Linked DNA regions of Homo sapiens: all the other regions are linked to region 1. A link is a contact called in ENCODE Hi-C or POLR2A ChIA-PET data. All regions are on one chromosome and are shown on one strand. The core of a region is the stretch at or near the end of the contact, and the rest is flanking DNA. Distances in the headings are between cores, read along the strand shown.

Region 1 (2,827 bases), core at 229-2,728:
ACTCATTTAAAAACAGACCTTCAGGGCCAGGCGCGGTGGCTCACACCTGTAATGCCAGCACTTTGGGAGGCCGAGATGGGCGGATCACGAGGTCAGGAGATCGAGACCATCCTGGCTAACACAGTGAAACCCTGTCGCTACTAAAAATACAAAAAATTAGCTGGGCGTGGTGGCAGGTGCTTGTAGTCCCAGCTACTCGGGAGGCTGAGGCAGGAGAATGATGTGAACCTGGGAGGCGGAGTTTGCAGTGAGCCAAGATCACGCCACTGTACTCCAGCCTGGGCGACAGAGCGAGACTCTGTCTCAAAACAAACAAACAAAAACAAACAAAAAACAAAAAACAGACCTTCGGGCTGGGGGCGGTGGCTCATGCCTGTAATCCCAGCACTTTGGGACGCCATGGTGGGTGGATGGCCTGAGGTCAGGAGTTCAAGACCAGCCTGGCCAACATGGTGAAACCCCCTCTCTACTAAAATACAAAAATTAGCCGGGCATGGTGGTGCACACCTGTAATCCCAGCTACGCGGGAAGCTGAGGCGGGAGAATTGCTTGAACCCAGGAGACGGACGTTCCAGTGAGCCAAGATGGTGTCACTGCACTTCAGCCTGGGTGACGGATTGAGACTCTGCCTCAAAAACAAAACAAAACATAACAAAAAACAGACCTTGGCCTGCTGTGCTCAGAGGGGTTTCCCTGCTGCACCAGGCTGGCTCCTGCACCTTCTCTCCCAGCATGTTCTGCTCTGGGCTCATGCTCATCCCTGAGCCACTTCAGGGGTGGCCCTGGCCAGCCCTGCCCTTGAGAGGGGTGGGCACTGTCAGGGATCCTGGGGGATGCAGCTTTCCCAGAGCCCCCTGCTCCGTGGCCTCATGTGCCTCACACGCTTAGAACATTTGCTCTTTACAGGGGGACATGAGCGTGCCGTTTTTAAGCTGTGTTAAATGTCTCACTTGGCCTAGATGGGGGCTCTTCAGCCTGGGACCCCAAGGGCAGGGCCTGAATTCTCTCTCTGTTCCCCATCGCCAGGCTGGCAGCCCCTGAGGTGATGGCCCTGCGCCTCCTCTGACTTCTAGTTTGGGGGGCCCGGTAGGCAGCGCCTAGGCTTCTCCCGCCTTTCTCCCGCTGGACAGAGAGGGGCGGGGGACGAGGAGTCTGGGGACCCGATCCCCAGATTGGGACGGCCCAGGGGTGGGGTTCGGGCTCCTGTGCGGGGAGTCCCAACGGCGAGGGCAGCTGTGGTCCTGGCCCATGCCTCCCGCCGACACCACAGCCGACCCGGGTCAGGGCGTCAGACCCGCCGGAGCCGTAGTCCAGGTGCCCGGCCCGAGGGGCGGTGCTCGGGCCCCAGAGTGGTCAGCGATGGGCGGGGCGCTGCTCTCGGGAGCCGCCCTCCCACCCTCTGGACCAATGGAGATGCGCGGTTGCAGGCCCCGCCCGCTCAGGGCTTGACGACAGCGCGCAGGCGCACGGCGCGCCCGGGCGGGCCGGCTGGCTGGGAAGATGGCGGCGGGAACCTGGGCCGCCGCCGCCGCCGCCGCCGCCGCCGCGGAGCGAACCAGGGGTGTCCGGGGTGCGCGGTCCAGGGCCGGGGCCGGGCCATGAGCGCGCCGTCCTCGAGTCCCCGAGCCGCGGAGCCCGCCCGCGCCCCTCGGGCCGCCCCGCGTCCCTCGCCATGGCGCGGCTCGCGGACTACTTCGTGCTGGTGGCGTTCGGGCCGCACCCGCGCGGTGAGTGCCGAGGCCAAGCGCTGAGGGCCGGGGGCCGAGGGTCGAGTGCTGAGGGCCAGGGGCTGGGTCTGAGGGTCGAGGGCCGGGGGCTGGGGGCCGAGGGCTGGGGGCTGGGTCGGGAGGCCGAGGACTGAGGGCCGGGCGCTGAGGGCCGAGGACCGGGGGCTGGGCGCTGAGGGCCGGGGTCGGGGGAGCCGAGGACTGAGGGCCGGGGCCGGGGGCCGGGCGGGGACTGAAGGCCAGGGCCGACCGGACAGCCCGTGGGGAGAATGGGCGTCCGCTGGGGGCGGCGTGGCCGCGCGGGCCTGGTGGCGGCAGGGAGAGAAGGCTGGGCCCGGCCTGCCCGGCCTCCTTGGGGTGGGACGGGCTCTCTCCTTGGCCAGCTGCGGGCGGCTGTGGCTCTAGTGGCTCCAGGGGCGCGGACCCGCGGCTCGCCAGCCCGCCTCTGACCTTGGTGCTCCGTCTGAAGCCCCCGGCGGTCTTGGCGGGGTGCAAAGAGGGGGTGGAGTTCGGGTTTGGTGCATGGAGAAGCGGTGTTTGATTTGAAACTGGGAGGATTTGAGGAGGAAGCGTCGAGAGTAGAGAGAAGAGCATTCCTGGCGACTCGCCTGACGGTCCAGGCCCTGCACGCCAAGCCCTGGGTGGGGTATCAGCGTGGCGGTCGGTGCCCATGCCCAGGAGGTCTGTGTGTGGGGTCAGCGCCCGTGTCTGAGAGCTCTTCAGCCCAGGAGGTAGGAGAAAACGGAGCCTGACGATGACATCAGCAACAGCCTGGAGACAGCAGCGTTGGCGAGCGTGCTTGGTGTGCCAGGCCCCGCACAGCCCTTTGTGTACATGATCTCACCTCTTCCTCCCAGCAGCCCACCGGGGTTGCCCTGGTGTTGCCCCCATCTGTAGAGAAGTTAGGCGCGGATAAGCTGACTGCCTGGCCTGAGCCGGCTCAGAGAGGCTGGGACTGGCACTCAGGCTGTCAGATCCCAGCTGCAGACTGGCAGTGTGTGGGGATGGCTGTGTGGTCAGGCAGGGGCTGGATCTTGAGCCTGGAGGTGGGATTGAGCTTGCCTTCCCAGTTACCCTGTTTTTTGTCAGTCCAGTTGTCA
Region 2 (3,131 bases), core at 170-2,669, 75 kb after region 1:
GATCGTGCCACTTCACTCCAGCCTGGGCGACAGAGCCAGACTCCATCTCAAAAAAAAAATAAAATTTTAAAATATGACAGATGTTAAGCATGGTGGCACCTGTGGTTCCAACTGCTTGGGAGGCTGAGATGGGAGGATCACTTGAGCCCAGGAGTTTGAGTCCAGACTGGGCAACATAGCAAGACCTCACATCTAAAAAACAAACAAAAAATAATGGTAGAACTTTGAAAAGTCAATAAAAGGATGAGAACTTAAAAGATGAAGAAGTCTCTCAGATGTAGGCCAAAAAGGCAAAGTACAAAACATTAAAAGCAAAAATAAGGAAAGCATTAATTTGAGTAATCTAACACCTCATTAGAAGTCCCAGAAAGAGAAAAGAGGGAAAATATCAAAGAAACAATATGAGAAATTTCCCTCAGCTAATGTCACAAATGTACAGACTAAAAGGGTTCAGGGAGCCCAGAACAACAAATGAAAGAAATGGATATCCACTGTTGACCTCATTTGTCTACTCGGGATATCTTTGCTTACTTATACAACTTTTCCCTTAGAGTCAATATTTTTCTGTTTGCTTGATTTTGTACTTACCTATTACTAAATTCGCCCAAGCTCTGACTATGAAACTCTCTTGGCTCAATGATGCTCTTTGGGGATCCCCTGTCCTGACCCATGGAATAATTCCACATTACTGGGAAATTGAGAAACAATAGGGCTTAGAAAAGAACCTAAATGCCCTCAGAGAGGAGAGAAAACAGGTGACACACGTGAGCCAGGAGCTTGCTACATCAGACTTGTGAGACTAGAGGACAACACGGAGGCTCCCAAAGCCCAGGGGGTAATGCCCAGTCTGAACTTCTAATCAGAGGGTCTCAAACACGCAGGCCCGATGCCCTAAACATCACCACCCACGAACTCCATCTCAGGAAGCTGTTTTAACAGAGTGTAATTTACCACAGGAAGTCAACCGAAGAAGAGGAAGAAGCCATGACAGGAGATGGACAATGGATGTGGAGTGGATGGTCAGTGGCCCAGGAACTGTTATGGCAAAGTTCCCTTCCTCCCAGTGTTTCCCTTGGTGGAGACGCTGTCTTTCTTTCAGTTCTGCCCTGAGTGCAGCAAGTCTCTCTGCGGCAGGGGGTGCTTCCTGGGGGCCCGCTGTGACCCACTGCTGCTTCCCACTGGGTGAGCAGTTCTAATTCTGCAATCAGGAATGAGGAAGCCCACAGCTCAGAGTTATAAATGACACTGCTTTATGAGTAATGAAAGCGACAGCTTGGTGTCTCTTACTGACTCTTCTGTCTTATTTCTCAAATAATCCAGATCTTGGCAAGCAAACTAGACAAGAGCTCACGAAAAGACCAGGAGCATCCCCAGGCTCTAGGGCTGACCATGTGACTGCTGCTGCCTCCAGCCCTGGGGTGGCGCCCTCTGCTGTGGCCTGGGCAGGCAGTGCTCTGACTCCAGAAGGTGACCAGCCATCTTACAGTCACAGTGGCTTTTCAGCCAAGGGCTGCTCCGCAGAAGCAGGGCTAGCTGCATGTGAGGCCTTAGGAAGAGGCAGCGTGTGGGCCTCACCTCCCTGGAGCAGCCCCTGGCTTTAATTAAGCAGGGTCAGTGGCTGCTACCTGATCCCAATCCACCCAAACCAAGTGCAGCTTCTCTTGAGCACAGACAGCTCAGGCAAATTCTCCACTTTCAAGAAGAGTCCTCCCATAATTGAGCCTGTGGTCATGGAGGTGTTCTGCCAGGTCTGCAGGAGAACCCTGACCTCCAAGGCTAACAGGTTGCGGGAGGCGGTGTTTAACCTGGCAGTGCCACTAGGCAAGGATAGCAGAGTCGCGAAGCACAGGTGCTGCTCTGTATAAATGAAGCCTTCTTGGAATGTAGCCCCATCCATTTGTTTACTATTTTCTGTAGCTGCTTTCATGCTACAACTTCAGAGTTGAGCCGTTGCAACAGAGACCTTACAACCTGCAAAGCCTAAAGTATTTACTCTCTGACTTTTCATAGATACAGTCTGCCAACTCCTGGTCTACATATATATTTATATCTTCTCCATCTTTTTTTATTTTTTAAAGAGATGACAGTCTTGCTGTGTCATGCAGGCTGGAGTGCACTTACTCTCTCAGCTTCCCAAGTAGCTGGGACTACAGGCACCGGCCACCACGCCTGGCTAATTCTTTGTATTTTTAGTACAGACGGGGTTTCACCGTGTTAGTCAGGATGGTCTCCATCTTCTGACCTCATGATCCGCCCGCCTCAGCCTCCCAAAGTGCTAGGATTACAGGCGTGAGCCACCACGCCCGGCCCCTATTCTATTTCTCAAAAAAAGTGTTTTTTGTTTCACTTTATTTACAAGGCTAGTCATGTGACGCAGACAGACTGAAGAAGGAAGAAAGAAATCTTAACTGCTTGTGACCAATTAGGTGTAAACACTGCTGCACTTTGACTAGCCTCAAAAAAAGTGTCTTCTGTAATCTTAGCACTATCCTAGCACTTTGGGAGGCCGAGGCAGGCAGATTGCCTGAGCTCAAGAGTTCAAGACCAGCCTGGCCAACATGGTAACCCCGTCTCTTCTAAAAATACAAAAAATTAGCCAGGCATGCTGGTGTGCGCCTGTAGTCCCAGCTACTAAGGAGACCGAGGTAGGAGAACTGCTTGAACCCAGGAGGCGGAGGTTGCAGTGAGCCAAGATCGCGCCACTGCACTCCAGCCTGGTTGACAGAAAGGACTGTGTTTCCAAAAAAAAAAAAAAAAAAGTCTTAATATGTTTTTTTTTTTAAATAAAGAAATAGAGATGGGGGCCGGGTGCAGTGGCTCATGCCTGTAATCCCAGCACTTTGGGAGGCTGAGGCAGATGGATCACCTGAGGTCGGGAATTCGAGACCAGCCTGGCCAACATGGTGAAACCCTGTCTCTACTAAAAATACAAAAAATTAGCTGGGTGTGGTGATGCATGTCTGTAATCCCAGCAACTCGGGAGCCTGAGGCAGGAGAATCACTTGAACCTGGGACGCGGAGGTTGTAGTGAACCGAGATCGCACCACCGTACTCCAGCCTGGGCGACAGAGTGAGACTCCATCTCAGACCAAAAAAAAAAAAAAAAAAGAGATGGAGTCTCGCTATATTGC
Region 3 (3,132 bases), core at 561-3,060, 130 kb before region 1:
TTGACATTTCCTCTGGAAATTCTCCCTGATTCCTTCAGTGTGGATTGGGTTCCCTTCCCCCTCGTGGAACTTATGTCCCTGTTGGAATGCAGCCCTTGACACGTGGGCAGCCATTGTCCCTTACAAGTCTTTCTCCCCTACTAAGTTGCAGCTCCAGAGAGCAGCTGTCCTGTTCCACTCCCAGCACCCAGAAGCCCCCAGTACTTGCCACATGGCAGTTGCTCAGAAATGTTCTTCAATAAATGAAAGCAGAAATGTGGAGAGACAGGGAGGAGGAGAAGCAAGAGATGGACGAGAAAAGATTTCAGCAGGGGGAGACATGAAACAGACAGATGGGAGCTGCAGACGAGGGCACAGGGCTGCAGAGGGGACAAGGTTGTGATGGCAGCTGCCAGGGATTAGATCTTTCTGGGAGTGATCTGAGGACAGAGGGCACCCAAAGCAAAGGAGCACCTCCCTGCCCCGGGCTGGCCACCGATGGGGTCGGGGAGAATGCTGGGGAAGGCCCTGCGTGGAGGCCTGCAATGTGTTGGAATAAGAGAGAGTTGATACCAAGGAAACCTCAAGGGTTAAGTGGGGAGGAGCCATCAGAGGAGTCCCCGGTTCAAGGCTGAGCTCACACCCACCCTAAAACCCCAAGTGAACGCTAAGAAGAACCTAATGAGGCCCTCCCTTGAGCTGGATCTGTGTCCCCAACTCTTCTCCCACCTTCTCACAGTGGTCTGAGTCGTAGCTGAGGCCCAGGCCACAGTCATCAGTGATCTCAGACAGATCTTCGTCGTCAAATTCTTCCAGGCTTATGTCCTGGGGAGGCCTGGAAAGGAGACCAGGGTCAGAGAGCCACCAACCCTGGACTCCCTGCCTGGCAACTGGCCCTGAGGAGGGGCAGAGGGAGGCGTCAGCTCCTACACCCAGTGGTTTCCACAGCCCCCAGCTCTCGGAACACATCCTGCCATCATCTTGACCCCCAAGCTCTGCTCGCCTGTGGATCCCCTCCCCCATCTGAGCCAGGCCTGCCCGGAGGAGCCAACCCTGCCCCCACCCCTCCCACCCCGCCTCCCTGGAGAGCCAGCAGCCTCTCCTCCCTCCACTCGCAGCTCCAGGCCCCTGGGGTCAGGGTCTTGCAGAGCAGGGGAGGGGGAGCTGCAACGCGGCAGCGGCAGATGGGGAGGGGTCGCTCCTGCTCTGGGAAGAGAGTCTGGCCTGTTTGTCTCCCCCTCTCCGGCGGAGTGAGGCCTAAACCCAGAGGCCCAGCGTCCTCCCAACCCCAGTCCCTTCCCGCAGGGCTCCGGGCTTGATTTCCACTCTCTCCCGGCCGGGCCCTATCGGCCAGGTCTGGCGTCCACTGAAAGAGGCCAAGGCCACCGGGACACGCCGCGCCGGGAGGGTGTGCCCGCATCCCGCCCGCATCCTCCCCCGCAGAGGGTCGGCCCAGGGCCTCCACCCTTGACAGGTCAGCCGTCCAGGCCGGGCGCGGCTCAGAATCCCGGCGGGGCCCGGGGGTCACTGAGGCTGGGGACGCGCGGTGAAGATGGAGGGAGTGGGAGCGGGGTGGGGGTGGGGCGCCCGAGCCGAGGCTCAGGGACCGCAGGGGGCCGGGGCCGGGTCCGCGCCGGCGGCGGGGCTGGGGCGGCGGGGACGGGGGTCCGGGCCGGGTCGGGGTCGGGGGGGTGCGCAGGGAGCGGAGGGTCCGCCCGGCCCGGGCGCCGAGGGGGGTACCTGCAGCCCGGCGGCGACAGCGAGTGGAAGGTGGAGAGAGAAAACATCTCCGCGCGATCCGCCATCTTCTCCGGGAGAGGCCCGCGACTGCGGCGGGGGGTGCGGGAGCCTCGCCGCGCCCCGCGCCGGCGCTCGGCCCGCCCCGCTCACCTCGTGACACGCCCTGCGGCGTCCGCCCCGCGCACCTCGCCCGGACTCCGCGGCGGCGCGGGGAGGGCGGCGGGGGAGGCGGGGGAGGGACGCGGCCGGGGACGCTGGTTGGAGGAGAGGCGGCGGCTTCACTGCCGGGCGCTGGTTGGGGAAGGGCCGGGCGTGCGATGAGGATTTTTCCCGGGGAGGGGCGGGAGGGAAGGGGCGGGCGGGTGGGCGTCGGGCCCCGCCCTGGAGGACCCGCGCGGGGCGGGAGGCCGAGGAGGCAGCGCCGGGGTCCGCGGGCCTCGGGTTCGCCGTGGGCTGTTTCCTCTGGGCGAGAGGCCGGGGCGGCCCCGGGAGCTGCGCCGCCGCGCCCAGGATCCCCCCAGGAACCCTAACCCGGGTGCGGCCCGGAGCGGGGTGGCGGGCGAGGCGGGAGGCGCGGGAGGAGCTGTCCGCCGTCGGGTGCTGATCGGAGCTGTCCCCACGGGGTGCTGACCGGGGCTGCACGGGGACGTCTGCACGAGGGTCGCCGAGCAGGGCTGGATTCAGAATCGAGCACAAGGTACTCAGAGGATGCTGGCTGGGGCTAAAAGTGGACTTTGAGCACTCAGTAGAGACTGCACAGCCGGACGGACGTACCGACGGGCACTGGGAGAAGTTAGCACCCACGGAGGCGACATGCGTCCCACTGGAAACACTTTTTCTTGGGCACCGTGTTGCTGGGCCCTGTGTAGGGAACTGACCCGCTCTGGCTTGGGATGGAGCCCTGTGGGGAGGGCCATGGTTGAAGCTGAGCTCGAGACGGTGGCTGTGGGAGGAGGCGGGAGATCAGGGTTGAGGGCGCAGAACTAGGGAGAGACTGCAGGACACTTTTTTTCTTTCTAAAATAGAGACCGGTGGCTGGGCGCGGTGGCTCACGCCTGCAATCCCACCACTTTGAGAGGCCAAGGCGGGTGGATCACGACGTCAAGAGATCGAGACCAGAGACCATCCTGGCCAACATGGTGAAACCCCGTCTTTACTAAAAATACAAAAAAATTAGCCGGGCGTGGTGGCGGGCGCCTGTAGTCCCGGCGACTTGGGAGGCTGAGCCAGGAGAATCATTTGAACCCGGGAAGCGGAGGTTGCAGTGAGACGAGATTGCGCCACTGCACTCCAGCCTGGCAAGAGCAAGACTCCGTCTCAAAAAAAAAAAAAGAGAGAGAGAGAGACCGGCTCTCTCTGTATTGCCCAGGTTGGTCTCAAACTCCTGGGCTCAGCTATCCTCTGGCCTCAGCC

Evidence for each region. Hi-C counts contacts between places; a loop is a spot of excess contacts on that map. ChIA-PET counts read pairs that join two places held with the same protein, here RNA polymerase II (POLR2A). Pooled maps may share reads with other maps.
Region 2: a loop to region 1 is called in a pooled map, with 4 times the contacts of the local background. The contact joins the enhancer-like site here to the promoter of SBF1 in region 1. A Hi-C loop is called at or near these places in 6 of 50 pooled maps. POLR2A ChIA-PET finds 5 or more read pairs at or near these places in 12 of 52 experiments (A673, AG04450, BJ and 8 more).
Region 3: a pooled map shows a loop between it and region 1 (2.2-fold over the local background). The contact joins the promoter of MAPK8IP2 here to the promoter of SBF1 in region 1. A Hi-C loop is called at or near these places in 1 of 50 pooled maps. POLR2A ChIA-PET finds 5 or more read pairs at or near these places in 4 of 52 experiments (AG04450, HEK293, Panc1 and 1 more).

What each region holds. Positions count from the first base shown.
Region 1 is chr22:50,473,686-50,476,512 of GRCh38, reverse strand. SBF1 (SET binding factor 1) reads left to right here and starts at 1,478. Exons shown (of 41, transcript NM_002972.4): 1 at 1,478-1,727. The coding sequence starts at 1,673. RefSeq lists enhancers at 316-1,225, 2,136-2,827 and silencers at 1,322-1,526, 1,107-1,566, 1,987-2,116.
Region 2 is chr22:50,398,144-50,401,274 of GRCh38, reverse strand. The region is part of intron 3 of PPP6R2 (protein phosphatase 6 regulatory subunit 2); the gene reads right to left. Among named protein-coding and RNA genes, the nearest start is that of MIR12114, 7.7 kb to the left of the region's middle. RefSeq lists enhancers at 943-1,539, 2,949-3,131. Within about 2 kb of position 1,419, at least 23 of the 41 ENCODE cell types and tissues checked have a DNase peak (open chromatin) inside an H3K27ac peak, as active enhancers do; they include A673, where a contact is called at or near this core.
Region 3 is chr22:50,599,471-50,602,602 of GRCh38, reverse strand. MAPK8IP2 (mitogen-activated protein kinase 8 interacting protein 2) reads right to left here and starts at 1,810. Exons shown (of 12, transcript NM_012324.6): 1 at 1,720-1,810; 2 at 709-814. The coding sequence starts at 1,784. RefSeq lists an enhancer at 931-1,431 and a silencer at 2,221-2,400.